Linked DNA regions of Mus musculus: all the other regions are linked to region 1. A link is a loop called in an ENCODE intact Hi-C map of the cell type or tissue named here. Cell type or tissue: heart. All regions are shown on one strand. Links, peaks and the distances in the headings refer to the core of each region. The heading gives the core; the rest is flanking DNA. Region 1 has its middle 7.5 kb from the start of Grm4. Region 2 overlaps Gm34736 (a long non-coding RNA gene). Region 3 holds the start of Uqcc2 (ubiquinol-cytochrome c reductase complex assembly factor 2).

Region 1 (9,831 bases), core at 1,291-9,290:
TAAAGACAGTAACCTACTACAGAGCCCAGGCTAGCCTTAAACTCATAGCTATTCTCCTGGCTCGGCCTCTTGGGTACTGTACCTATACCCACTATTTCGTTTTGTTTTTGAGACAGAAATGGCATTGAACTCCTGACCTTCTGCCTCAGCTCCCGAGTTGTGGGGTTGCAGGCATCCAGAATGCTCTGTTTGTACAGCTCCGGGATCAACCAGGGTTTCATGACTGCTGGGCAGATGCTCTACTCACTGAGCCACATCCCAGGCACAACACCTGATGTTTTCAGCTGATTTTTGCAGTACTGAGATTTGAACCTAGGACTTTATGCATGTTAAGCAAGTCCTTTATTTGTTTGTTTTGGTCTTTGATTTTTGTGTTTTGGTTTTGGTCTTGATTTTGGTTTAGGTTTTGACTTGATTTGGTTTGGTTTGGTTTGGTTTGGTTTGGTTTGGTTTGGTTTGGTTTGGTTTGGTTTGGTTTTTCAAGGCAGGGTTGCTCTGTGCAGCCCTGGCTGTCCTGGAACTCACTGTGTAGACCAGGCTGACCTCAACCTCAGAGATCCACCTGCCTCTGCCTCCCAAATGCTGGGATTAAAGGTGTGTGCCACCACCCACTGCCACCTGCTCTTCCAGAGACCTAGGTTCAATTCCCAGCACCCACATGATGCCACACACTGTCTGTAACTTGAGTCGCAGGAGATCTGACACCCTCTTCTGGCCTCCTGGGTACCCAAGCACATACATGGTACACAGACATACATATGGACATGACACCTATATACCTAAAAATGATTCTTTTACTATCTTTAAATAATCTGTGTGTGGAAGTCAGTTCTCTTTCCATCATGGTGTGGGTCCTGGTCAGACTGTAGTCTCAAGCACCTTTGTCCACTGAGCATTCCTGCTGGCCTGTCCCCAACTCCCTGTCCTCAACTCCCTCTTCATGCCTGTATCCTGACCTCCCCCAAAAGAAAAAAAAGAGTTTGTCCACTGTGCCAGCCGCTTAGCTGGAGTCGCAAAGCCGTCCTGTGACTCCTGCATTCAGAGAAATCTAATAGGAGAGAACCATTGTCTTTGAAAGCCCTGCAGTTGGGGTCCATTACAGTAAGTCACGGTGAGCATGGTCCTGGGAGGACTTACGGACTCTCTGACAAATGGCCGAGGTCGCAGCCATGCCTTACCCTCTGACCCTGAGGGTTTCCATCCTGTCCCCCCCCTAGACCAGCCAATCAGGTAGAAATGTCTATTTAAATACAGCTGCACCCTGGCAGAATGCAGAGAGCCAAGTCACCATGCAGGCACCCAGGGGTCAGAGGTCACCTTGACTTGGGGTTGCAAGATCAGGGTAGGGACTGCAGGAAATCAGTGCCACCTGCTCCTAGAATCACACAGCCCTTTCGTGCAGAAGACAGAAACCAAGTCTCAAGGGCACAGACACTGGCAAATTTTCTCACTCGGTCTTAGGGACAGGAAGGGACAAGGCTTAGCTATCTCTCTAGATCCACACCGTCCATCTGTCTTTACAGGCAAACAGCAGAAGGTAAGGACAGGTATCCAGCATGGCTGGGCTAAGCTACACCTCCCAGAACCACAGCACCTGCCACAGGAGGACTCCAAATGGAAGACATTCCGCAGTGTCCCAGGCACCCCTTAGCACCCTGCATCATAGGAAGAGGATACAGGACAAGAGATCAGGGGGACAGGGGTCTCTCTGCCCCTTGCCACTAACATGAAGACTGCACACAGGGGCCAGGGCAGGAGGAACATCAGACAGAGAGGCAGAAGAGAGCAAGGGCGCTTCCAGGCCCACATTGCTTCCCAACTGTTGCTCCAGGGTTTCCTGGTCTGAAAGCGATTTCCTTGGTCAGCCTCAATTTCCCAGCAGTGAAGAAGGAGAAGCAGGGGAGGCTGGGAAAATGTCTGCTCCAGCGTCGAGCCATGGCATGAAAACCCAGAGAAGACAGAGATCTCTCCTGCCCCTGAGCTAGAGAGCAGAAAGTGGTCTCGTGCACCCAAGGACCGCGAAGGCTAGTTCATGGAGCACCCGCTGCCTCGAACCTTTGAATGGCTGGGAATGGGAATTTCTCAGATAGGCAGGCCTCCAGGGTGGGAAGCTTTGGGACAAGGGCCTTGAAGGATGCACGGGTTTAAAAACCAAAAGATCCAGATGTGAGGGGTGTAACACAGCAGGACACACCTGAATCCTCCAAAGGCCTCTGACTGCCGCCTGTCTGCACAGTGAATGCACAGAGCATACAGCTGGCGCTCAGAGACCAGTGAGAGGCTGACTTCCCTGACAAGAAAGGCTGCCTCCTACCCTGCTCCTTTCCACTCTCTCCTCCCCTTTCCCTGTCTCTCTTTTTTTTTTTTTCTTAAGACTCAGGATTTCTCGGCTTCTTTGCCACTCTGCAATTTAAAACTACTTATCATCTCTCCCGCTCTCCCCACACGTCCAGGGGCTGTCAGCCGCGAGCCAAATGTCATTAGGATGGATGTCACAAGCCCAGATGTCAAAATACAATTAACATTTAAAATCTCCTCCCGCCCTCAGCCTGGTGGCCAGCCATTCCGCAGCTCCTTCGGCTGAGTGGCAGGGCCCCTGAGCTCCAAGAAGAGCTGCCAGGTGACAGGCACAAGAGAGGACACCATCCAGCCGGCTACTTGGACTGATGCACAGGCCTACAGGGGGACAGGGGAGGAGAGGGGAGACCTGGAGCAATGTCAAGCTTCCCCCCTGCAAAACCCCTCCCCCCAAGTCTCCTCCATCCTGTCTTCCTGCTGAACCTCATCTGTTGTCCACATCTCAGGACATTCTGCCTCTGCCCTGCCAACACTCTTAGGCCTGCTGTCCTATCTGGTGCTGTCCCAGCCTGGCCATCAACTGAATCATAATATGGTCTGCCACTCAACTCTAGCCTGGATGGGAAAAAAAGGAAGGACCAGGAGTAAGGCACCCCCACGATTGGGGCTGGTGCCACACAGCCCAGCTGATAGGTGAGTGGGGTGCCCCTCTGTCAGCCACCCCCCCCCCACTGCAGCCCTGGCCTATTTAGGAAAATGCTGGACAGCGGCCATGGAACTGTATCTAACTGTAGGGGACCAGGATGGACAGAAATCTGGAAACGCCACCGGACAGTTCACTGCCAGCCGCCAGAGGAGGCCATCGATCCAAGGGCTTCTCTGAGGTTATCTTCAGACGGAGCACACAGCACCATGAAAGCTGGGCTGACCCAGAAAAAAAGCCCATGGAGGTTGCAGGGAGGGGAACAGGATCTCGTGCCTTGGCCAGGGGCAGAGGTCACAGCTGCAAGGACACACCCCCAGTCCCTGGTGACCTCTGACTCCGCCCCTCCTGCCTTTGCCTCTCAGCCACCTCACCCCTGCGCAGACCCCCAAAGAGGACAAAGCAGGCTGGGGAAGAAAAGCTTACACCGCAGGCTCCTACCCTCGTGGGCTGCATTCTAATGGCGTTTGATTGGATCGGATGCGCTCTTAATTCCCTCCTGGGACATCAGAAGGAGGGTAGGGAAGAATCTTTAATTCATCAAACTGAAATATTAATAGACTTTCAACCAGCTGGAGTGGGACGTGGGGCCCCCACAATGGAAAAAGAGAGGGACAGGCAGGCGAAGGTGGGAACGGCAGAGGAGGAGAAGAGCTGTCCCCACCCAGGGTGGGGTTGTGTCACTGGGTGCGGGAAGAAAAAGTTTGTAAGCTTTCAGGTGGGCCACCAAGACCACGTGAGTCAGCCACTCCTGTAACAACCCACACGGGGGATCAGAGGACACTTAGAAGCCAAGCCAAAGTTACTAGGCCAGTGTGGCACGCAGATCCCAGGACCCTGGAGAAACCAAGTCAGCTTAGCCCAGTGCTCAGTCTCAGAGACCCCAAGGCAGGATCCCCACCTGATGTCAAAGACGCCATTCCAAGGCAACTCTCCCTCCACACTGCCCAGGTGCAGGCTGCCGAGAAACGAGCCACACCACGGCCCGGAGAACACAGACCAAGGAGGCTGGGGTAGTCAGCCAAGGTGTTCTACTTAGCACACATCTGTGGGCTCAGGAGCATCTAATTTGAGGCCAGCCTGGGCTACACGAGGAAACCCTATCTCAACACAGCACCAATCCAGGATCACAAGAGGGTGTAGTCCCCTGGAGCTAACATGCCCCAAGGTTCAAAGCTCCACGGCCCACACCAAAGCCACAGTCACAGTGCAGTCAGGCCACCCCTATCTACAGCATCTCCTCTACAGAGAGGCAACACTCCATGGGTCAGGTTGGGCAGATCTGGAGGCAGCACCCAATGGCCCCCTCTCACCCTCTGTCCAGATCCCTTCTCTACCCCCAACTCCCCCTCAACCTTATAAGCCCAAGTGGAGAATTTTAGGGTACTCATGTCCGTGGTTCTCCTCCCAAAGATGGAGGAATTATGTGTCTCCTCCATTTCTATACCTTGTAATGTGTAACTAATGTTATCTGGGCACATGATCAGTGGGCTATCTCTTACCAAGTTTAGGCTTCAGAAAGTGTGGAAATGGACCAAAAGCAGCAAAGAACATGAGAGGCCTAGGGTGGGGTGGGGGGTCCTGCAGGGCCCCGACCCTCCCCTGCACCAGTAGCAGCATGAGTGAATTGTTCTAAGGATCGTCCACAGGATGAAATTCCCTTTGGCCTCGGGCCACCACCTTCAAATAGAGATGGGCTCTCAGGTGCCGGCGGCGAGCAGAACCTGGGTACGCTCCCATCGCGGGCCTGCAGCGCCGCCTCGTGGCCGAGCGGCCTCACTGCACGCGCTGGCCGGCCGCTGGTGCGTCCGCGGATCTGAGCGGGACCCAGGCTCAGGTGTGAGTTGGCAGGAGCGGGAGGAGGGGGAGACGCCGGGATGCAGAGAGTTGTTTTCACCTGAACAGATTCCGGGAGGAGGCAGCGGGGGTGGCAGGGCCCCTATTTCAGGACCATTTTCCAGCTGGGCCGCCGCCCTCAGATTCGTGCGCAGCCACTCACCTGCAATGACGACAAGGCTTTTCTAATCCACATATGCCCTTTGAAAGAGACCCGTGCGGGTCCCCGGTTTCTTGAGTGGGCTGCGATGCCGAGGTGTGGAAGCCAGCAAGGATGGGTAGAAAGTTGTAACCGTCAGCCTTTCCCAATCCCAGTTCCCTCCTTCTCTCACCCTTGCTGCACGCTCGAACCACAAGGACTCCGACTAAGTTTGAGGCTGCACCTCAAACCAGCCAAACCCAAATCTATGCAAAACGCCCGTGATTTCTCTTTTGTAAACTTAACCCAAGTTACAGTCATTTGAAAACAAGCAAACTCTATTGAGAAAAACCACCATCAGTTTGGCCTGTAGGAAAGGCTGGGGGTGGGGGTGGGGGTTCTCTTGATTAATTGATGTGGAGGACCACAGTTTCATCCTGAGACAAGTGTAAGAAGGTAAGCTAGACCCAGGCATGGAAGCAAACAGGTTCGATCCCAGCATTCAGAAGGCAGCCATGGCTACCCAGGGAGACATGTCTGAAAAGAAAGGGCAGCCATGGCAGTTACTGTCCTGGTGTGGACAGCGAGCAGTGACTCTCCGTGTGTCTGTGTTGACTCCTGACTAGGTTTACATCACTGATGGGCTGTGATCAGGGCCCCGTAAGCCAAGTGCGCCCTGTGTTCTCCAAGTTGCCTTTGGGCTACATCTTTATCACAGCAATAGACAGCAGACTTGCACAAGGTCCCCAGCCTCGAACTCTCCAAAATAGAGCAGGGACTCAGTGCACACAGCTGCACTCTCAGTGCAGGGAAGGAAGGCTGTCCTGAGGTAGCCCCCTCCTCAGCAACCCCAGAGATGTGTGGGGTGACAGGGGAGGCGACAAAGAACTCAGCCTCCTGAGCATTGTCAGCCCTAGCAAGGCCAGGCTGATATTCCCAAGAGAGGTGTGACATTTGTGCCTCTGTGTGTACCCATGTGTGTATCTCTAGAGCCAGAGGTTCAATATGTCTTCCCTAATAGTCTCTCCTTACTGGGGGGGGGGGGGTGGACCGTTTCAAGACAGGGTTTCTCTGTGCAGCCCTGGCTGTCCTGGAACTCACTCTGTAGACCAGGCTGGCCTCGAACTCAGAGATCCACCTGCCTCTGTCTCCCAAGTGCTGGGATTAAAGGTGTGTGCCACCACCACCACCTGGCTCTTCCTTACCCCTCTTTGTTTTAACTGTGGCATGGTTTGTTTTATTTTAATTGGTAGGTTACTTTGTGAAGACACCATCTCACTATTTGGGTCCACCTGGTCTTGAACTTACAGAGATGTACAAATAACAGAGATAGGAGTGGAGATGGTGGGCAGAGGGGCTGGGGTGTTCCATGGTCTACCCTCAGACAAGGGACAGAGGGCTTTATGTGGGACTCTGCCATCTTGGGCAGAGAGAAGGGGTTGAGATGGGGGTGTGGGGTGTCCTTTAACCAAATGGCTTATCTTGGCTTAGATGAATGGGCCTTCAAGCTCTACCCAAAAATGTTCACTAGACTGGGCCATCAGGATGGCTTTTTGGCCTCGCCAGTGGAAGCAAGATGATGAATGTCATCCTTTGGAAAGCGTCGCAATAAGACACACACGCTGTGCCACCACTGTAGCTCCAAGGCCTACCACCTTCAGAAGTTGACCTGTGGCAAGTGTGGCTCCCTACTGAGCACAAGAGAAAGTATAGCTGGAGTGCCAAGGCTAAGAGACGAAACACTACCGGGACTGGTCAGATGAGGCACCTAAAGATTGTCTACCGCAGACATGGATTCTGTGAAGGAACAACACCTAAACCCAAGAGGGCAGCTGTCGCAGCATCCAGTTCATCTTGAGGATTCCAATCAGTCAAAAAAAAAAAAGATGGTTCATGAAAGAGGAAAGAAGGAAGGAAGAAGGAAGGAAGAAGGAGGAGGAAGAAAGAAGAAGAGAAGAGGAAGAGAAGGAAGAGGAGGAGGAGAGGGGGGGTAGAGAGAGAAGCACAGGGCTTGCCATCTCCCTAGGACCCACATGGGCCTCTCCATGCAGCCCTTATGCAGAAAATAGGAAACCTGAGGTCACAGCAACCGGCTGGCTCAGGCCAATATTAAGCAAAAATAAGACACAATCATAAGAAGTGAATTGGCACCTGATGGTCATTGCCGGCTGAGGTGTCTATCAGTTCACCACAAGGATCCCGGTGACTGTGACCTCACACAGAGCTTCAGGGAACACAAAGGTCATCACCCCTGCCCTGCCCTCACAGCCGGAGACCTGGAACGTGCAGCTTCCGTCCCCAGCCAAGTGGAGGGACAACGCCTGAGGATGAAGGCCTGTGCCCAGTGAAGCCCAGGGCCAGGTGGGGACTCCCTGCAGAGGAGTGACAGCAGGGCCGGGAGCCAGGCAGGGCATGCAGAGGGGCTGATGGCTGTGGATTGAGCAGAGACCTCCAGGGACCAAAAGAGTCTGACCATGTCTGAATTAGACAGGGGCTGAGGGGTGGGAGGGTGATGGGGGAGCTGAGAGGATGTGTGGAGGGGAGACAGCGAGCTGTGGAAACCAAGGGCCTACAGAAACATGAAGACAAGAATGGCTCATGTCTTTAATCCCAGCACTTGGGAGGCAGAGGCAGGGGTATCTGTGAGTTCAAGGCCAGCCTGGTCTACAGAGTGAGTTCCAGGACAGCCAAGGCTACACAGTGAGACCCTGTCTCAGTGCACACACACACACACACACACACACACACACACACACACAGAGTTCCAGGACAGCCAGGGTTACACAGTGAGACCCTGTCTCAGCACACACACACACACACACACACCCCAAAAGGGTCTAGGGCCGCAGCTCAGTTGTACATGCAGGAAGCATCGAGGTCAGTCCCCAGCAGCAGTGTGGTCGTCCACACCTGCAGTCCTAGGAGGCTCAGAAGATAGCATCACCCTAAGCCACAGAGCTAGGTCCAGGCCTGTCCATCTGAAAACAAAAGGAACCAAATCAGAAAAGCCAGCGAGGCCAGGCAGTGGTGGCACATGCCTTTAATCCCAGCACTTGGGAGGCAGAGGCAGGCAGATTTCTGAGTTCAAGGCCAGCCTGGTCTACAGAGTGAGTTCCAGGACACCCAGGGCTACACAGAGAAACCCTGTCTCGAAAAAAAAAAAAAAAAGAAAGAGAGAGAGAAAGAGAGAGAAAGAGGAAAAGAAAAGAAAAGACAAGATAAGACAAGCCAGCAAGACCATTTGTCAGGCGACCAGAGCGTGGAGAGAAACTACCGACCCCATAATAGTGTCCTTGGAGTTCACGAAGGGAGGGGGAAGGAGGGGAAGGGGAACGTCTACACTAGGTTAGATTAGGAGGCGGCATCCCTTGGGAAGCCCCGGAGCCACTGTCCTGCCCTGGTGGAATGACCCCCTTCAACTGTGAGCCAAGCACACTCTCCTTCCCTGAAGCTGCCTTTGCCTGAATCTTCTGTCTCAGTTGTGAGTGAGCCCGGCTTTTGGCAGCTGAGAGTCTCTGCAGTCCTGGATGTTTTTTGTCCTAGCAACCAGACAAGGAATGGCGGGCTTCAAGCAGAAGACAGCACTCTGTGTGTGCTGCTAGGGCCAAGCCTGAGTCTGCGTATCAAGGGCACACGGCCATTAAGCCACCTCCTTAGCCCTCTTGAATTTCTTTGTTTGAATGTGTGTGGGTGTTTTGCGTGCATGTCTGTCTGTGTATCAAATGCAGGCCAGGTGCCCTTGAAGGCCAGAAGACAGTGTTAGATTCCCTGGAACTGGAGTTAACAGGCTGTTGTGAGCCATCATATAGGAGCTGGGTATCAAACCCGGGTTCTCTGCAAGAGTGAGTGCCCAGTGCACTTAACCAGCAACTCCACCTGGAACTTTCATTTTTCTAAACCTTTTTTTTTTTTTTTTGATTTTTCGAGACAGGGTTTCTCTGTATAGCTCTGGCTGTCCTGGAACTCATTCTGTAGACCAGGCTGACCTCGAACTCAGAAATCTGCCTGCCTCTGCCTCCAGAGTGCTGGGATTAAAGGCGTGCGCCACCATGCCCGGCCTAAACCTTATTTTTAATGATGGCTCTTTTTTTTTTTTTTTTTTTTTTAAGATTTATTTATTTATTATATGTAAGTACACTGTAGCTGTCTTCAGACACACCAGAAGAGGGAGTCAGATCTTGTTACGGATGGTTGTGAGCCACCATGTGGTTGCTGGGATTTGAACTCTGGACCTTCGGAAGAGCAGTCGGGTGCTCTTACCCACTGAGCCATCTCACCAGCCCTTAATGATGGCTCTTAAATGCTTTAACCCCCCTTCTAGTCCACCACCCACCAGAGGTAGTGGGAAAGAAAGGATACAGGGGAAGTGGACCTATTTAGAAAGGTTCTTTGCATCAACTCCTGTCTGTGTTGTCTAGAAATCTGCAGTTCAGTTCACAGGTTAGTAGCAGCAGCTCGATCCACTCGCAAACACTTCACAGATAGACCAGCAGTCCAGTTCAGTAGTGTCAGGATAGCAACAACCTAGCAGAGACAGCCAGGCCTCAGCTGTATCAACACAAGTCAGCAGGAGGGGCCAGGAGGGACACCAGGAGAAGGCCTCAGCTTTGACTCTCTCAGCAAAGGCAAGATCAGCAAAGACTCGAGACCAACAAGCCTTGCATGGCTAGCTCTGCGGGCAAGCCCAAGTTCAGCCTCTGGCACTCCATCGAGTCCTTTTTATACACCCTCCAAACATCACGTGTCCTCCACGGGTCTTGCCTCAGCACGTGTGTCTGTCTCAGCTGACATCACTCTGCCAATCAGCCCAAGTCCAAGGAAGTAGCAAGAAACTGCAGCACGCCACCAGAAGATT
Region 2 (9,831 bases), core at 786-8,785, 310 kb before region 1:
GGGCTTTGTCCATGATTAGATTATACTAAATTACAGAGGACGGATACCAGGCAATTACGCTCTGCTTTTAACTATTCAGTCTTATGGTTAATCTGTGCACCTCAGTAATTACGGAATCCCACCAGTGTGGTTAGGGAGAAAGCAGTGCATCATCTCCATCTTGTGGGGCCAGGCTCAGGTCACCCAGCTATTATCTGGGTCCTGTGTCAAGAACAAGCCTGCCTACCAGGGGCTAATCTCCTCTCAGCCACCTTAAATCATCCTGCTTTATAAATCTCTATAAGGGAAGGAAGGCCCGAAGGTCAGGGCCCTGGGTGCTCTGGGCTCTTTGGTTCTTTCCCCTGGTTGGTTCCCTGTTCACACATTGTGGAGTTTGTGCATGTATGAGTGCAGAAGACAGCGGCAACGTTAGATGTCTTCCCCAATAGCTCTCCTTGCTGAACCCGGAGCTTACCAGTCTGACTCATCCGGCTACCCACTGAGCTCCAGGGAGCCTCCTGCCTCCATCTCCCCAGCACAGGATGACAGGTGAACACGGCTGTGCCCAGCTTGTGTGTGGGGCTGGGGCCTGAGCTGCTCGTCTTCTTCTGTAGCAACACAGGGTGCTGACTGAGCCGTCTCCTCTGCCTGCCTGCTAGAGATTTTGTTTTGTTTTGTTTTGCTTTATTCTTCAAGACAGGGTTTCACTGTGTAAGAGCCCTGGTCTGCTGGCTGGTTTTGTGTCAACTTGACACAGGCTGGAGTTATCACAGAGAAAGGAGCTTCAGTTAGGGAAATGCCTCCATGACGATCCAACTGTAAGGCTTTTCTCAATTAGTGATCAAGTGGGGAAGGGCCCCTTGTGGATGGTGCCGTCCCTGGGCTGGTAGTCTTGGGTTCTATAAGAAAGCAAGCTGAGCAAGCCAGGGGAAGCAAGCCAGTAAGTAACATCCTTCCATGGCCTCTGCATCAGCTCCTGCTTCCTGACCTACTTGAGTTCCAGTCCTGACTTCCTTAAGTGATGAACAGCAATGTCGAAGTGTAAGCTGAATAAACCCATTCCTTCCCAACCTGCATCTTGGTCATGATGTTTGTGCAGGAATAGAAACCCTGACTAAGACATCTGGCTGTCCTGGAACTCACTCTGTAGACTAGGCTGGCCTTGAACTTAGAAATCCGCCTGCCTTTGCCTCCCTAGTGCTGGGATTAAAGGCGTATGCCACCACTGCTCAGCCCCTGATTTTTTAAGAGTGTGTGTGTGTAGTTGCTAACAGAGGCCAGAAGAGGACAGCTCAGATACTCCTAGAGCTGGAGTGACAGGTAGTTATGAACTGCCCATTGTGGGTGTTGGGAACCAAACTTGGGGTCCTTTGAGGGCAATGCAGGTTTTTAACTGATGAGCCATCTCTCCAGTCTCAACACTAAAGGCCTTCATTTTCTTTTTTCTTTTTCTTTTTTTTAAAACCAGGACTGAGTCTCACTTTTCTTGTTCTCTGAAAACGTGATCACTTCATCTCCGTTCAGCTTGGATCCTTCCCGCCCTTCCCCCAATTTTCATTACTCCCAGGGTCCATGAGCATACAGCAGGCAGTCAAGTCCACAGCCAAGACACTGGGAGAGCTTGTTCACAAAACAAGACAAAACAAACAAACAAACAAAAACCCACTTATTGAGTCAGACTGTGAACAACAAAAGAGTACCAGGAGAGGCAGGGAAACCAGAGCTGACAGGCCTCACACACATGGGGCAAGGTGCAGACAGGTGTTGGTGGCCTCTTGAGTCCCCAGTGGGGCTGATTACCAAGAACTCCCAAGGGATGGCTGTAGCATGGGGACAGCAGGCACTGGCCGCCTGCTTGTTCTGAACCAACCCCTGCTCTTCTGCAGAGACAACAGCACCGCATCCCCTGGGACCGTACTCCACCAATTCCCAGCTTAAAAAATACAAATAAGAGTTCTAAAAAGACTTCATGTGGCAAAGCCACCCAGAGAATTGTGGTCCTGGTCCCAGAGCCAGCCTGCTCTCCAGATCCCAGGAGCTTAGGACAACACTACAGGATACCAGTCCCCCTCCTAACACCCAGGGGATGGAAGTTTCCTTCTGGGGACAGGGAAGTGGTCTCACCATAGGGCAGAGGGAGAGGGAAACTGTAGGAAATGAGGTTTCTTGCATAGAAGAACACCAGAGCCTCCTGTTCTTCAGTGTTTGGAAGAATGTGGCAGATAATGGTGATCAGAGAGGGAGCTGGTATGGGGGAGGTTGAGTCTGGATGCAGACTTCCTCACCTACAGGTCAAATCTTGACATCGGTCCCCAGACACTCACGACTGCTCTGAGGCATGTGGTGTGTATTTTGGGGATGTGTGGAGTCATCTGGCAGGGCAGGGTCTGTTCCCACAGAAGCACCCAGGGAACTCAATGTCCCTAGCAAGGGAGGTAGGGTAGGGGGTTCTTGTACTGGTAACCACTCTCCAAAACTCTCTCTGCCAGCAGAAAGGGAGGTAGCAATGGAGGCTGGCACAGTGGCTAACTGCTAGTAACCTATGTTGGTGAGAGCTTTTTGCTACCCCACCTAAGCTCCGGGATTGGGCCATGCTACCAGCCCCCGCCCAACTTCCCTTGAATCCAGGGATAAAAGACACAGAAACACACAGTTGTTTGTTTTCAATTTGCCTTCTTGGCACAATGGCTGGGTGGTACTATCTTTCGCCTGGAAAACGTGGCCTTAAAATCACTCTTGGCTCTGCACCTCCCACCTGCCCTAAACTTTAGTGACAAGTCCCATCTAGCTCCTGCTAGATGCCCCTGACCACCGCCTGTAGGTGTGGCCTGTGTGGCCACTCAGTTTTGAGATCTCATATGGCCCTGGAAACTCTGTCTCTCCCTCTTTGCATCTCTCTGCTTGCCTCCAGGGACCTGGAAGTCCCGCCTATCCCATCTGCCCAGCAACTTTCCTGTGGCTTTCTTTACTGACAGATCAAGGACCAATTGGGGAACAGGACCTTAGAATCAGAACTGCCCCTACAGCTCCAGTTTATAAATAAATGAACTTTTGTTAGTATAACGTTAGAATGAAAATTTCCATTCAGTTTGTAGAAGAAGCAGACATAAGTGGGCTGGCCATGTGATTTTTGCCACCAGGTGACACAACTGTAATTTTTTCAAACCTTGTTTTTAATGGTGGTTCTTAAACACTTTAACTTCCCTTGTAGCCCGCCATCCACCAGAGGTAGTGGGAAAGAAAGGATACAGGGGAAGTGGACCTGTTTAGAAAGGATTTTTGGAGCATCTCCTGTCTGTGTTGTCTGGAAATTGTCAGTTCAGTTCATAGGTCAGCAGGCAGCGGCAGCTCAGCCCACTCACAAATTTCATACTTCACGGATACACCAGCAGTCCATTTAGCAACAGCGGTGACACGACCCAGCAGAGACAGCCAGGCCTCAGCCTCGGCTCCAGTCAGCAGGAACAGCAGCAGTTCTCAGCTGTGCTTCTCTCAGGGAAGTGAAGATCAGCGAAGACTCAAGACCCACAAGCATTGCACAACTAGCTGTACCAGCAAGCCAAGCTCTGTCTCCGTCACTCCATGGAGTCCTATTTATACCATCCAAACATCACGTGCTCTCCACATGCCTCCCCTCAGCACCTGCGTTCAATCACCCTGTGTCCGAGGAAGCAGCAACAAATCGCAGCACGTCACCAGAAGATTTTTCTCTATGGAGTCCTGACAAATGCAGCTCAACTATGCAATCAATGTAAGACAGACCAATACATGTGTGTCCTTTCACGTGCCAGCTTTAGCAGAGCATCCTATCTCCTGTGTCTGCTTCAGGGAAACGTTCCTTCAAGAGTCTGCCTTAGCCTTCCACACCTGTGTCCACTTTAATGAAAAAGTCCTTTGTGTGTTTGCCCCAGCAAAACACCATCACACACAACTGACTTTCCAAAGAACGCTTAGTTTCCACTTCAGACGACAGCCATCTGCTCTTTGCTGGGCCGCTGGGCCAGCGCTCCATCAGGATTAACATTCAGAGCTTCAGGGATGGTAAAGGGTCCCTTGAAAGTTACCCAGCACAGGTGAGTGAGGAGGTCCCGTGATCCCAGACAGAAAGCAGACCAGGATTCAGGGGACCTGGATGACAGCCTTGGTCTTTGTGTTGATAACTGTGTCATGTATGGGCAAAACTGCCACCCCTCTGGGCCTCAGTTTCCCTCCAGTGCCAGGAGTGGGGTGACAGCACAGCTTCCCATCTGCGAGATCATCTTGCTAACGTGCGCACAGTTCTGACTGAGGGTTAACTCCCCCTGCCCTGAACTTTCCCACAGCCCATTTGCCCTTTGGAAATTAGGCCATTAAATAAAAGAGGCATCTCATGGGAGTGGAAGCTTTATTTGCTGAGAGGGAGGGACTTTGTTTCACACTACGGAGTGCACACAGGCTCCTGAGCCTTGCCGGATCGAGCAGGTCCCCGCCTGCTCTCTGCAGGGCCATCACAGGGCTTTCAGGAGCAAGTGCCTGAGTAGGAACCAGTCTTCTCACTGGGACCCCAGGTCCAGGGAGGAGGGCAGAGAGGTGGGAGGCTCTGGCAGCACCCGCTGCTCTCTGTAGCCTGGGGCGAGTCATTTAACCTCAGTGCTGCTCCATCTCCAGCACCTCCTCCCCTCTCTCCTCTCCTCCCAGGGACCAGGAGAAATAATTAGTAGTGGTTTGTCAGACAAGATCCAGCTTTGCAAAACTAACAGGAGCAGACCTTGAACCAGGCAAGGCCGAAAGGATGCAAGATTTCAATGTGCAAAATTGAATAGGGAAGAAAAAGAAATCAATCAGAAAGCAGGAGAAACGGTTAGTGTTTGCACTTTCCTCCCTCCGACTCTGGTATCTGGGAAGATTGACAGTATGTGGGAGGGGGGCAGCTCTGGCAGGTCAGAAGGGCACCTGGAAAGGACCCAGGCTGGGAGCTGGGGCCACCAGTGTACAGCAGAGCAGCCTCCTCTGCACTGGGAAGAGACATCTCACTCTCAAGGGCAAAGAGAAACAAAACTCGGCCCCTACTGGGTGCCTCCTAGAATTTTAGTGGCAGGGTGGATGGAGGTCTGCCTGGCTTAAGCCACGGAGATACCACCCTCTGGTGCTTACCAAAGGGCTCCAGCGATATGACCCCCCCCTCGGCAGCCCTTCTGGGGCGGCCTAGTACTTTTCCAGCTGCCTGGCGGTCATTCGAAATCTCATTTGCGCCGGAGCAGTCAGCTATGAAATAAGTCGTTAGCCTGTGAATGAGGCGCAGGGTTGCTACCCCCCAGGCGCCCTACAGGTGGCAGGAGGGACCTACCATAGTGAGTCACTCTGCTCTGCCCCATTCCCCAGGAATTCTGGAGCCTTCTCCACTTTGCACAGTGCCAGAGTCCTGCTGGGGGGGGGGGGGGGGCTGGGGCTGAAGGGGATATGGGGAGTGAGTGCTACCCCACCTGAACAGGATTCTGCCAACACTGGAAGCTCCCCCAGTACCAGGTTTGTCCCAAGTGATCCCAGGAAGGGGAGAACTTAGTGTTTGCACTTTGAGGAAGTGGGGGGAGGGGAGGCTCCAGTGTAAGTGAAGGCTGGCTTCACCCCTGCCTGCAGGACCTCCAACCATGCATGGGCCCCTGGGGAGATGTGATGTGTCTCTGAGTATCCTGGGAAGGATGTGCCCTTGTCCTCCTGTCCCCTGTGCACCTTGGCACTAAGGGTAGAACTCACTCTCAGTGCCCTCTTCCAGAGTCCCAGGAGGAAGGCCCCATGCTGAGATGTCACCCACAGGCTTGAGTAAGCAGTGGCACCCAGAAGCTGGCCTCTGTCTACTGTGACTCCAGTGTGATTTCAGCAAGCCGCCTTCTCCTTGATGTCACACCCAGGCTCTTTGTGGGACTGTACAGCTGAGGCCCGATGGGGATTCTCCTAGACCTGATTTCAAACCCCATCCATTTCTTCCACTGATAGCCACATTCTTACTGTTGCCTCCCCCCTCTCCTAAGACTCTTTTCCTGATTGGGTGGCTTCTTTAACTGGGTGCCAATGGCACCTTGCAGTTCAGAGGCTGTACTGGCTAATTTTATGTCAACTTGACATAAGAGTTGTCAGAGAGAAGAGAACCTCAATTAAAAAAAATATGTCTCCATAAAATCAGGCTGCAGGCAAGCCTGTAGGGCATTTTCCTAATTAGTGATTGATGGGGGAGGGCCCACCCACTGTGGGTGGCGCCATCCCTAGGCTGGTGGTCCTGGGTTCTGTAAGAAAGCAGGCTGAGCAAGCCATGAGGAGCAGTAAGCAGTGCCCCTCCGTGGCCTCCTGCCTCCAGGTTCCTGCCTTGACTTTGATGATGAACAGCAATGTGGCAGTGTAAGCCAAATAAACCCTTCCCACCCTACGTTGCTTGGTTACGGTGTTTCATCTTTGGCAGTAGTAATCCTAAAACAGAGGCCCTGCCTCAGCTGGAGTCCCACTGGCTACTCCAGCTATAGCTACAATCCTGAGGTGCCACCCCCTCTGCCCCTCCATTTCTGTGATCTCTTTCCTCAGTTTCTGCATCAGATAGGAAATCCTGTGGGGTTCCATCTCAAGCCACTCTGGGTCCTGACCCCCAACTTCCACTTTCCCCTCTCTACCATCTTTGTCGTCTTCCAGTCCCACACCCCCGTGGCCCATGCTCAAATACAACAGTTGGGCAGCTCCCTTTAAAATGAAAATCAGACCATGTTCCTCCGTTGATCAAATCCCCCAAGGCTCCTGCCTCAGCAGAGTGAACCCCAAGTCCAAACCATACAGCCGGTCTATACTGACCCCACTCTCACCCTCCTTTCTCAGCTCTGGCCTTTTTCTCATTATCTGTGAATGCACCAGGCTCTTCTCTGCCCCAGGACCTTTGCACGACTGACATTTGGGTCTTGTATTTAATAAAGTCCAAACCATGCAGCCGGTCTATCCTGACCCAGTGCCAAGGGACCAGGCCTGGTTCTGCGGGCCCTACTCTGTTCCTGCTGAGGACAGATGGAGAGAGCATTTGTTTGTTCGTTATCTCGACTATCTCCCTCCTGGGGATACTATCTCCTGCCTCCTCAGTGGCAGCCCCACCAGGGGTCTCCAGCTCTCCATCTGGGTTCTCTGAGAGATACTCTCAACCTCCCCTGCACACAGTGCTCTGGTCACTGTCTGCCATTCTCAGATGCCTGCCTCACTTTGCCTCATTGCTGGGTCCGTCTTTCCGTCCTGTGACAGCTCATGCTGTCATGCCCTGTTTACTGTAACATCCACCTCTGGCTGTCCTTGCCCGGCTGGAGAAACACATCCTGCACTGTAGCCTTTGCTACTTCGTGGGTTCTTTATTTCCCCACCCTTTACCCCTCTGGTTTCACCTCCTATGCCGAGATAGGAGAGAAAGGAGGAGAGGAGAGAGGGGAGAGGAGGGGGAGAAAGAAAGAAAGAAAGAGAGAGACCCCTGAATATAATTCTTTCCTCTTTTTCCTTCTTTGATCATGGCTCCTAACAACCCGAACCAACTTCCCTCAGTGGCTACCAATCACCAACCCCTCCTCTCTGAAAACTTCCCAGAATTCCAAATGTCACACAATCACAGAAACTATCTGCAGCTGGCAAAACCACACCTCTGCTAGAGCATGAGGCAAATCATAGTCAGCTGCTGCAGACAGTCTGAAGCAGCCCCACACCCAGGGGTAAAACATTCTCATAATATTTCTGTGTCTTTAAAAGAAATCAAAATTCCAAAACTTTCACCACACCACGCTGTCTCTTTCCACGGCCCTCATCGTGTCTGGTTTCTTCTTTGGTAATAAGTTCCCAGAAGCCCATAAGTCCCGCCTCCTTGGTCTCCTGCAGGAGCCTCACTGGCTCTGGACCTGGCACCATTCTCTTTCCCACAGCAGTAAATCACACGGATAACCCTGCCTTCTTCAGCCACCACAACCACACTCACCTGTCTCTGACCACCTGGGCCAAACTCCCAAGACTCCAAACGCACTAACTCTGAAAGAGCCTTTATTTCCAGTGTCTCCTGCATGACGCCTCTCAGGTCCCTCAAAGCCTCTCAGGGCTTGAAGTCAGGCTGGGGGCTGTCCACCATGCATCGGTTCTTGGTGCTTAAGAAAAAATAGCACCCAGACAGTTACTGTTAATTAACTTAAACCGAGAGAGTAATGACTGTCCTTCATGCATATTTAAGTGTGCAGATGCGTCTTTCTTAGCAGAGAGCCTATAAAGAAGGTAGTAGAAAGCCTAGCCTGAGAGGGCGCCATGGGGTGGCCCAGAACTCCCAGTCCCTGGGAGGTGATTGATTAGAGTCGAGGCAGGGAGATGAGTTATGGGTGAAGGAATAGGCAGTTTCTTCATAAAAATCTCGGCTTCCTGCAATTACGAGGAAAACCACTGAGCACATTAATACAGCCCATTTGGGGTGTGTGTGCACAATAACGTAGCCCGTTTGGGGGGGTGCCCACGGTAATGCAACCCATTTCAAGGGTGCCTAGGGGAGCTGGTGCACCTATGAGTCATACTGCTTGACTCTAGCCCCGCCCAGCCTGCAACATGCCAGCCCTCCAGTCAGATAAGCCCGTTGTCATCTCTGGTGATGCTTGGGACGGTCCTGTGCCCTGCCCTGCAGACCCTAGAGCCATCTGGTGAGCTTTAGGCAGACTCAGGAGAAGGTGCACAGACAGCATGTCCCAAAGTGTCATCTGGATTCAGCGTGGCCTGTCCCATATAGGGAGGGGTACATTCAGGGACAGGCTTGGATAGAGCAAGCTGCCCGGCCTCTGGACAGCGACTCAAACTCTGGCTGGATGAGGCAGGAGACCCCCATTTCATTCTCTGTGGATTCAAGGAACCCAAATGCCTGCTCAGCCTCCAGACTCCCCTTGAAGTGTGAGCCAGGATGGTGGTCCTGCTTCTCCATAGCCACACCCCCTGGAGTTGCCATTGGCCCTGATTTTGTTTGGAGTCTCTAGGGAAGGAAGGTTGTATAGCTCACCCTGGCTATGACTCTCAGCATTCTAGTCCTCTAATCCCCCAAGGATCCAGGCCCCACCTTTCATGGCAGCCCAGGATTTCTACCCCTGAACCCCAATGCTTAGTCCCAGGGTCACTTAGAGGTAGAGATCTCCTGTGGCATCGGCACAGGGGGATTCTGGAGACAGGATCTCATGTGGTTTAGTGTCAAACTCGATATGTAGTCAAGGCTGACCTTGACCTCCTGAGCTCCCCACCTCTACTGCCTCAGTGCTGGGATGAGCCCGCTTGAGACTTTTCTTTTGTTTAAAAATGTTAGTTTTTCATCCTCTTGCGTGGGACAGCCTGCTCCTTGGACAGATCTACAGGCATAGGCTCAGGGCCGTCCTTGGTACCACAGAGAAGCCTGGGATATACATCTCCCTCTGAAGGAGTGTGAGGGGTGAGCTGCCCACAGCTCTGAGTGATACTGGTGAAGGTTACGGAAGGATGGAGGCTGTCTAGGAGCTCTTGTTCCTGGAACTGCAGCTAGGGGCTTACCAAAGATGCCTGGCTTCACAGAGCTCAGCATTCCTCGGGGATTGCATTCGTACATGTGTGGGCATGGGCGAGTGTGGGTGCATGGGTGCGGACAGGCGGGCGCACGCGCTTGCGTCTTATCTACATTCTCTGGAGCTCACCGTGCGTGAAGATAGTAATGAAGGCTTCAGTCTGGGAGGTAAGCATGGCAGCTGCGTATACCACTAGCAAGAAGACCGCAGCCTTGCCGGGTCGCCATCCTGGAATCTTGGAGGGGAACATTGACAGAAGGTTATAGCCCAGTGATGGACGGCTTTGCCCCACGCTGGGGCAAGCCTGGCT
Region 3 (9,831 bases), core at 1,161-9,160, 390 kb before region 1:
TGTAGGCAGTGATGGTGGCACAGGTCTATCATCTCAGAACTCAGGAAGCAGGAGGGTGGCGAGTTCAAGGTCAGCCTCGGAGTCTAGATAACACAATGCAAAATTACCTGTCATCTAATTTTCTACTAGGTCAAGTGTCTACAAAAGGCTGGAAAGCAGCCCAGCAAAGGTAAAGGGAGCTTGCAACATGCCAATTTCTAGTAAATTCTTACTGCCTAGGGAGAGACAGCAAGCAACAAGCCCCATTTCAGGATCCCTGTTGTATCTAACTCCAGTCTTGTTTGCTACTTGACTGCTCCCAGTGAGACTCCAGCCTTGTCCTGTACCTACCTACACCTTACCTCCATTCACAGACTAGCACAAATACTCTGGAAGCTGGGACACCAGCATTTCTCATGAAATCTATGGGTTTTAGCAAAGATTCCTACATGCAAAGCTTCACATTACCTGGACTTGCATTTGCACCTAATGAGATTAAAGACATTTTGGGACAAAGAGCTGCACATGGGCGTTATGAAAAATTCAACGCGGTTCCCCACACGTGAATGAAATGGAGGCTCGGAGACGAGCGCCCTTCACAGCTCCATCTCATTCCCTCCGTGTTTCTCTGCTCAGCCGTCAGTAAATTTCTCTTTACCATATTAAACTTTTATACATACAAATCTACATCGGTGCCACAGGCGCTGATTTCGATTCTCAAAATTGAATTTTTGGTGGTGACAGCAATTTGTACTGGGGACCCTATTCCGGCGGCACGAGGGAAGCCTGAGCACACTGGGGAGGCGCTGCAGACTGCTCTGCTAATGAAGGCGGGGCTGGATCCGGTCCAGGAGGCTCAGGGTTCCAGGACTCCGTAACGAACTTCCGACAGGAACCATGCTGACCTGGAGTGCTTTCCTGTCAATGAAACTAGGTGTCTATTTCTTCAGCCCCTACTATGGAAGGTGCACTGCTAGAGAACCAGACTGTGAGGGACATAAAGGAGCAGCCAGCAGTCAAGGATGGGACAAGAAACGAGCACACTGAAAACCAACCTGGCTTCGAGCTGTGTGGAGCTGAGTGGCAGTCAGGGCATGGCAACATTGCAGAGCTCAACAGGACAGGTGTGGGTGTGAGGGTGGAGAATCACACCGACAGGGCAGAGCAGGGTACTGAGGCAGGCTGGGAGGCCTGGACACCAAGGTTGGCAGGCACTGAAGGCCTGGAGTTGACGAAGTGGGGACTACTACTGGATGCAGCCATTTGCCTGAGAGGAGCAAGCTGCACTACACTTTTATACACACACACTCCAAAGCGAGGGTAAGAACGACAATGGCACTCAGCCCATCCTAGACACCGTTCTCCTCACCCCCAGTTTTGTAGTGCCTGCAGCATACAGAGAGTACATGCTGTCCTTAGACCATGTCCCCAAAGTCTGAGTCACAATGAGATGCCTTCTCTGTGGCTGCCACTTGCCAGGCAGCCCCACTGAGGTGCTGAGCCCAGGCCTCACCTGGACGACTACACTCACACCTCGGATCCCTTATGAGATGCCGGCACTGTTCCTTGCTAGAAACCTCCTTGGACCATCACCTAACCCTCTGTAAGACACACCGGCCACCGCCTGCACGGCTGGACAGGCAGCCTTCACCCAAGGCAGTAGTATTTCCAAACCGGGCCATGGTGGGAGCTGACTGGGCTGGCAGAGCAGAGCTTTCAGCCAGCCAGCCCGCACCTGACAACTCATTAGTGGGATCTGCTCTTTGCCTGCAGTTAAGTCAATAAGCACAGCTGTTTGCCCTGCCCCCACACTGAAGCTGGAGGTGCAGCAGGGAGTGAGAACCCTTAAGAAAGCTGTATTCAGAATAGAGCAGACCCACGGCCATGAACTTCAAAAGGCAACAAGAAGCACGAGGTGGTAGGGGTGTTCCCTGTGTTCCGGCTCCCCACTGCTACCCCCTCCTGCTGGGGTTAGGGTGGGCCGAGAGTTGCCCCAGAGGCCAACCTCTGGCTCACATGGAGGCAGAGGGTTCTGTGCTCTGGTCTGTAGTCTGAATTATTAACTGGCCTCCCAGCAAGCCTGGCCTTTCTGCACTGGTGTCCCACTGAGGGCCACCTAGCTTCTGGTCGCACTGGGGAGGTGGTGGCTGGCACAGAAAAGGAAGTGGGCCTCAAGTATTTAATTCCTTGCCCCAACTGCTGTGATCCTAAAGGTCTGAATCAAGGGAGGGAGGACTTGATGCTTACAGAAGAAACTTAACAGGAGGTCTCTCAAGAGAACCGGATGACAGGGCACCTGCTGAGACCTCAGCACAGAGGCTGGGCTGTCTACTGTCTCTTACTGTCAAGGAACCCGAGCCAAAGGTTTTACTTTTCTGATTTAATTTCAATATCTGTAAAAATCAGGACAGTGATAGCTTCTTCACCTGGGGGCCCAAAGGCTAAAATCAGATGAGATGGGCCAAGTGTTCTACACTCTTGTACATGGATACTGTACGGTGGATGTTGGGCCACAGGAAGCCAAGAGGCCAGGAGGATGCAGGTCTCAGCAAGGCCGCTCAGCACAGCAGCCTCCACCCCCTCCAGTTCCACTTTCTGGACAAGTGGCAGAAAGGTGGGGGTCACAGCCATCAGCCACCCCCTGGTCTCATCCCGAGACTGTGGGTTTAATGAAGCGTCTCTCAGAGCTACCTTCCCTTCTCAAGGTCTTTCCTAAGTGATGCGGGGGTGGTGGAGGGAGTGACTCACTCTGTTCTCCATCCCAGCCAAGGACTACTCCTTCCAAAAATTATCACCAAGATTTACTAAGCCCAAGCAGGCTCAATTTCAGGTGACATCAGGATGAGCTACGACAGAGGTCCTGAGTAATGTGCCCGCTGCCACCATGACGCCCTGGCTCACTCCACCCCGAACACATCCATCAGCCGCTGCAGAACCTCTGGTGCAGCTATGACTCAAGTCTGTGTGGGCCTCGACTGATCAGAAACTGCGTCCCTAGGTGGTGACAAAGGATGACAACTCTCAAAGAAAAAGCTCTCCCCTCCCCGCTGGCTGTCTTACCCTAACAATCAAATTGGTGAGCACCAGTCTCTCCGCCTCTGGCATCTAGCCCCTGGCTGCCCAACTCTAAGCTACTCCAGCCCGAGGACTGCCTGCCTCTGTCAGCAGGGCCTGGGACTGCACATACACAGACGCTTCGGACCAAGGACTGTGAGTGAGGAGCGGGTGTCCACACAGGGCACAGTCTGCCCTCTCACCTCACCACTGCCCCAGAAACTTCCTCTACATCTGGAGACGCTCTTGTGTACCAAGAACCACATTAGACAGGGTGTGAGAGTCAGAGTGGGGGCTTCATCTCTGTTCGCAGGAAGCTCATACTGGAAATTAGGGAGCACAGCCCTAGAAAGCCCACAGGGTTTGCCTTGTGATCCGTAAGGTATGGGTCAGTGAAGACCTCCAGCGCAACGTGGGGACCCTGGGCCTGACCTGCCATCCATGTGACAATCAGCAGTGCAGGCATGAGGTGGCCACTGATGGAGCGTCTCACTCCTGAGGCAGGCTGGTTTAGCTGGTTCCTGCTTTGGCAGGTCGTGGTCCATCTCACGGGTCATCCATCTGGCCACCTACCTGTGCTGGGCATCACACTCCTCACCTCTGACCTCTTACCTAAGCCCTGTGCTCAAATAACCTCCTGCCTACTTGACATTCCACTTGGGAGTTTAAAGCCTCCAACGTCAAATGTGCGATGCACTTCCCACACCCCACCTGCTCCATCTAAGTCTTTCCCGTTTCAGCAACCAGCTGCTCAAGCCAAAAAAAGAAAAGGGGAAATCTGGGAGCTGTCCTTGGTTCCTCTCCTTCACCCCACATCCAGGACACCCGCGCTGCTGATGTGACCCGCACATTATGGTCTGCTTTCTGTTACTTCTGTCTCCTGTGCCACTACCATTATCCAAACCACCACCGGCATCTCTCTCTTCCGGTGCTACCACGGCAGGCTCTCTGCAGCTCCTTGTTCCCCAATGCCAGAGCACCAGAGGAACCTTTGAAAATCAGGGCACGTCAGTCCCCTGACTAAATGTCCCCGGTGGCTTCTCCCTTGCTTCCTGGTAAGATCTGACCCCTAGTGCAGGTGGCTGGGCAGTTAAAAAGAACCTAGGTTTGATTCCTAGTACCCACATGGTGGCTCACAACCACTTCTAACTTCAGTTCCAGGGGATCCAATGCCCTCCTCTGGCCCCAGTGGGCACTGCATTAACAGGGTACAGAGACATATCTGTTGGTAAAAAAAAAAAAAAAAAAATCTGTATTGTGCCTGGCTCCTGCCTTCCTTCAGCTTCAAATCTTAGCTGTAGACATGCCACTCACTACCCGTAGGCTTGCTTTCTTTTCTGTAATATGTCAGTTTGGTTTCCTCTGAAGTGCCTGGCCACCCTTCCCGAAGTGCAGTCAGTGTTCACTGTCTCCCTGCCTCGAGACCGACCTATGTGTAACTTCCTCAGGCAAGCCTCAGGAACCCGACTAATGTTACATTTACCACGATCAGAGTACTCATTGGAACTGTCTTATGAGTCTATTTGTTCCTCGTGTCCTGAATAAGAATCCAAAGGCAAAAGGAGAAAGACCTCATCTAATTCACTGCGATTTCCCTGGAAACTAACCTAGTTCTATGCATGCACATGGCCGTGCTTGGTAAGGTAACCTAAACCTGAGTGGGGCGAGAAGGTCTACTACTCACACAAGGGACCTGTGTGGGAGACTCAGTTTCACAGTGACGGAAGGCAGTGAGGCTTAGCTGGAGGTGTCTGGGGATAGGCTGGGCTCGCAGACACATTAACGATGGTAAGGAAGAAACAACCCCGCCTTACAATTTGACTCTTTAGTGGCATCTGGACCTCAGGGCCGCTTCACTGACTACTACACTGTGCAGACAAGGAAGGAAACTGCGCAGAAGGCGTCGCACTCCGCAGCTAACTGCAAGATGGGTACCTCGCGCACGTGCAGCCTGGCAGCGGCCGACGCATGCGCAGATCCCCCACCCTTGCCGCCCATCGCTTCGACGTGCCCACCCTCCTCCCCTCCGGTCACCTGGGTGTTCTCTCCCTCCCGGAAGGCCTGCGCTACCCGCTGCCGCAGGTAAGCGCCCAAGTCCCGGCCCCGTTTGGTCTCGTCCACTGGCCATTCCTCACAGAGCTTAAGGAAACGCCGGTAGCGGAGAGCGGCCATCTTGGGCCCCGCTTGCCCCGCCCCTGGGGGGGAGTAGTCAAGACCGCAGAGGGCGCGTGCGCACTAAGGCGCACTGGCCTTCCCCGTGGACATGCGCAGTTCTACCAACGGCCCACACCCCTCCAGGCAGCGGCGCTGCTCACCTTTGAGAGCGAGGTCTGAGCTCTTCAGCTTCTTGGTTCTGGTACTCGCCCAGCTCCCAGGGGCAAAGCTAACGCGGTGTACCCTGGGGAAAGCTTTGCTCTTCGTTTTCAATGACTTCACAAGCTCGAGACTGAAAAAGCTTCCCCCGAGACCTCTGCTGTTTTGCATAAACGAAACATTTGCATGTAAATACAGGTTGTTATTGGATGGATATGTGTTTGATCTTAACGTCCGTCGTGTACACATACACACACACACACACACACACCGTCCGTCGTGTACACACACACACACACACACACACACACACACACACACACACACACACACACACAGCTGCCCCACTCACACTCATCACCCTGTACTTATCTCTACCACATGGACCTCTGATAGAGTTCTTTAGCTACATCTCCAGCCTCCCGGTCACATTGCTCACCACATGGAGCGGTTTCTTATGAAGAACCAAAAACATTGTTGCAGCCTGGAAATCTTTAAAACAATTTTTTTATAGTGTGTTTTCTTTATTCTAATATGTATGAGTGTTTACCTGCACCATGTACATGTGTCAGTTCTGGGGACCGAACCTGATTCTCTGTAAGAGCAATAAATGCTCTTAATAACTAATTTCTCTAGCTCTAAGAATGAGTGTTTTTATTATGGCAAAATTTAACATAATATATATATCACATGGGTATCATATGTGTGTGTGTGTGTGTGTGTGTGTGTGTGTGATTTTTCTTTTGAGAAAGAAGGTTTCTCTGTGCAGCCCCAGGTGTCCTGGAACTCACTCTGTAAATTAGTGCTCAATGAATGAATGAATGAACAAAGCCACATTCCAAACTAGGTCTGTCAGACCCTAATGTCTCTCAACATTCACAACCTAGGGAGCAATTCCTGGGGTGGGGGTGGGGCAGCTCACGGGACTGTCTGTCTGGCCAGCCCTTGCAGTGTAGCCGGTAGAGGAAGGGAGACCACAGAAGGAGGCAGTGGGCACGAACTTTCCCTGGCACCCTGGCACCTTTCTCAACCTCTTACCACACTTGTACCTCAGGTGGAAGGGAGAACCATTTGCTGCCATCAAGTTACTCCCCCTACAGCCCAAGACAGGGCAAGGGGTCTCGCCACCCCTGACTCCCAAGTTGGCTGTGGCCAGGCGAGTGCTCTTTAAAGCCATACCTGGGTGGGCCCTTGTGGCTTCCAGCCCACCCGGGGCCCTCAATGCCTGGAAGTAGGGAGTAAATGAACCTCAGGAAAGCCACCCAGCTTCATGGCTAACACAGCTAAGGTGAGGCTGTGTTGGGGCTTGGAACATAATGGGGTGATCAGGGAAATTTTCTAGGGGCATGCCTACCAAGCGCCTCACCTTGGCATGGCACTCCAGCCAAGGTTCCCTTTCCTTACCTCGGGAACTGTGGAGAGTGTTCCCTGTTTAAACCACCCACTGATCTGCTCAGATTAAACCCCTCCCTCCGCCTCCTTCCCACCTCCGCCCAAGACCTGCCTCCTATTGCTACTGAGCCACCCCTGATCTTCCTCCCCCATTTCCCTCTACAGCTGGGTAATATTTCTTTCTCTGTATTCCACAGTGCTGCCTGACACAGCCAAGCTCTGCTTCTTTCCCCACCGTGGGGTGGGGAAAATGAGAAGAGAGCTCTCTGGTAATTTTGCCAGGAGAACATCAGAGATCACACACTAGCACGGGATGTGTGGCTAGGCAGTATAGAGAACCATCCTTTCTTTTCTTCCATTTCATTTTGACTTTATTAATCTGTTCTTATTTATCAGTCTAGGTGTTTTGGCTGCTGGTATAACGTGTGTGCCTGGTGCATCAGATCCCTTAGAGAGTTATAGGTGGTTGTGAGCGGCCATGTGAATGCCAGGGAATTAAATGTGGTTTGGTTTGGTGGTGGTGGTAAGGGAGGAGGTTGAGACAGGGTCTCTCTGTATAGCCCTGGAGGTCCTGGGACTTGCTATGTAAACCCAGCTGGCTTGGAACTCACAGAGATCTGCCTGTTCTTGTCTCCCAAGTGCTGGCTATTAAAGGCATGGGCCACCATGCCCAATTCCATCTCCTTTCCTGTCCCCATGTTTTGGTTATGTAGCTCAGGCTGGCCTCAAACTTGAGAACCTTCTGCTTCTGCCTCTGCCTCTCAAGTACGGCAATACAAGGCTGTGCAGCTGCCAGGGTACACACTGCAGATTACTAAAGTAGACCAGGCTATCCTTGAACTCACAGAGATCTGGCTACCTCTGCCTCCTGAATGCTGGGGTTTAAGGCACATACTACCATGCTGAGCTAAATGTAAGACTTTTTTTTTTTTTTTTTAAGTTATCAAGGATTTTTAAATGGTGACAGGCTGGGAAGTGGTGGCACACACCTTTCATCCCAGTGCTCCAGAGGCAGAGGCAGGTGGATCTCTGAGTTTGAAGCCATCCTGGTCTACGAAGAGAGTTTCAGGATAGCCAGGGTTACATGGAGAAACCCTGTCTCAAAAATAAAATAAAATAAAGACAAAGAAAACAGTATCAATAAATATGGAAGTTGTGGTTGTGACTGTACACACTGTCATGGGCCACAGGGGACAGCTGAAGGCCCCTTCCCTGTGCATTTCATACAGTATGACGAGACAGGCAAGCACCAAGCTAACCTATGATAAAAACAGCGCTGGCCATGGCACTCTCCTCATATTAGCTTGTTAGAAGCACAGGCTGAAAGTGCGTGGTAAGTTCAGGAAAAGTCAAGATGGGTGTGGTAGTTTGAATAGGAAGGGCCCCCCCCCCTCCTAGGTTCAGATATCAGGGTGTTTAGTCAGCAGGGGGTAAAACTGTTTGAAAGGATTAGAAGGAGTAGGGGTGTGGCCTTGCTGGAGGAGATGTGGAACTCTCAGCTCTCCTCTCATTACCAGATCTGCCCCGCCATGATGATAACGGATTAACCTCTGAAATTGGGTCGGACCCCGAGGGGCTGTTGTTGGCACAGTCCCATGTCACTCCAGGAAACCACCTGAGGGTGGCTAAGGCAGGCTGCCAGGCAAAGGGGCAGCAGAGACTCGGCGCAAACAACCTTGGGTGTTTATGCCCTTTGCTTTTTAAGTTGCCCTGAGATTCTTTTTTCCTTTGTTTGCCTTGTGGGAGGACCAGCCAAGGAGTCAGAACTCTGCTAGCAGGAGTCCAATTTCTCCTCCCACCACATGGGTTCTGTACATCAAACTGAGTTCCTTAGGCATGGCAGCTAACGCTTTTACCTTTATTTCTTGTTCTGAGACCCAGTCTCATGCAGCCCAGGAGGGCCTGGAAATCACTGTGCAGCCCAGGATGACCTTGAAGTTCTGACCCTTCTCCTTCTACCTCCCCAGTGCTAGGATTGCAACACACACCACTGTGCCTGGCTTAGATAATTCTGGGGATCACACCAGGCAGGTCCTCTTCTAACCGAGCAACATCCCCAGCCCTTGAGATCTAGTTTCCTCATTTTAAAATGAAAATTGGGGGGCCAGAGAGATGGCTCAGTGGTTAAGAGCACTGACTGCTCTTCCAGAGGTCCTGAGTTCAGTTTCCAGCAACCACATGGTGGCTCACAACCATCTATAGGGGGATCTGATGCCCTCTTCAAACAGGGAGATGTATATGCAGCAGAGCACTCATACATTAAATAAATAAGTACAATTAATAAAAAAATAAAATATTGGGAAGAAGAAGCTCAAGGCTAAATCATTGCTATACAGTGTTTGAGATTAGCATGAGCCAATGAATGAATGAATGAATGAATGAATGAATAAATAAATAAATAAATAAATAGGGCTGGAAGTGCAGCTAGGTCAGTAGAGTGCTAATCAGCATGTCTGAGGCCCTAAGTTCCATCTTTAGGAGCATAAACTAGGCCTGGAAACTCATACCTTTAATTCCAGTATCTGGGAGGCAGAGGGAGGCTGACCTCTGTGAGTTCAAGGCCAGTCTGGTTCACATAGTAACTTCCAGTCAGCCACATCTAGGTAAGTAACATCCTGGCTCAAAATAAGTAAAGTAAGCCGGGTGGTAAATTAAGCGCGTGCCTTTAATCCCAGCACTTGGAAGGCAGAAGCAAGAGGATCTCTGTGAATTCGAGGCCAGCCTGGCCACTAGAGAGAGTTTCAGGACAGCAAGGCTATACCGAGAAACCTTGTCTCAAAAAAACAAAACAAAACAAAACAAACTAAAAGGGGGGGGGGCTATTAATCAAGAGCCACAATTGCCCTTCTCCATTTATGGGGTAGAAACTGAGGCAGAGAGGCTAAGATTGGCCAGGGTTGCCAGCTGGGAAATGACAGAGTCCAGATTTGAGCCCCTCCATCTTTGCAGCCATGCGGGTGTAAGTCAGGGGCTTTAGCCAGCACAGGCACGGAGTTGGCTCTTATATATCACATTAAAGGGCCCCAGACCCTCTTAACCTTGTCTTACCTAGGGCCCTTTCCCTTCCCCTCTGTGGGTGGTTTGAACCAGATT

Evidence for each region. A loop is a pair of places that touch in the nucleus more often than their neighbours do. Peaks named below come from ENCODE experiments on the same cell type or tissue, not always from the same donor. Only the 100,000 strongest peaks of a DNase experiment are listed, where the experiment ranks them.
Region 2: a loop joins it to region 1, with 7 times the contacts of the local background. A loop is called at or near these places in 14 of 42 quality-filtered maps.
Region 3: it touches region 1 in a loop (2.9-fold over the local background); 10 of 42 quality-filtered maps call a loop at or near these places.

Annotation. Positions count from the first base shown.
Region 1 is chr17:27,516,011-27,525,841 of GRCm38, forward strand. It overlaps the pseudogene Gm16005. Among named protein-coding and RNA genes, the nearest start is that of Grm4, 7.5 kb to the left of the region's middle. In heart, for the core only: a CTCF peak has its summit at 4,760 (motif pointing left); no DNase peak of the experiment used is centred there; H3K27me3 peaks cover 6,547 bases.
Region 2 is chr17:27,207,733-27,217,563 of GRCm38, forward strand. It overlaps Gm34736 (a long non-coding RNA gene), which reads left to right. Exons shown (of 4, transcript XR_385492.4): 2 at 1,448-4,495; 3 at 4,657-4,818; 4 at 5,732-6,078. Among named protein-coding and RNA genes, the nearest start is that of Gm34736, 7.8 kb to the left of the region's middle. In heart, for the core only: a CTCF peak has its summit at 5,262; DNase peaks (open chromatin) are centred at 4,162 and 5,129; H3K4me3 peaks cover 330 bases; H3K27ac peaks cover 772 bases; H3K27me3 peaks cover 2,874 bases.
Region 3 is chr17:27,128,673-27,138,503 of GRCm38, forward strand. It overlaps Uqcc2 (ubiquinol-cytochrome c reductase complex assembly factor 2), which reads right to left and starts at 5,219. Exons shown (of 4, transcript NM_026063.2): 1 at 5,068-5,219. The coding sequence starts at 5,205. In heart, for the core only: a CTCF peak has its summit at 5,335; DNase peaks (open chromatin) are centred at 3,669 and 5,259; H3K4me3 peaks cover 1,431 bases; H3K27ac peaks cover 1,267 bases.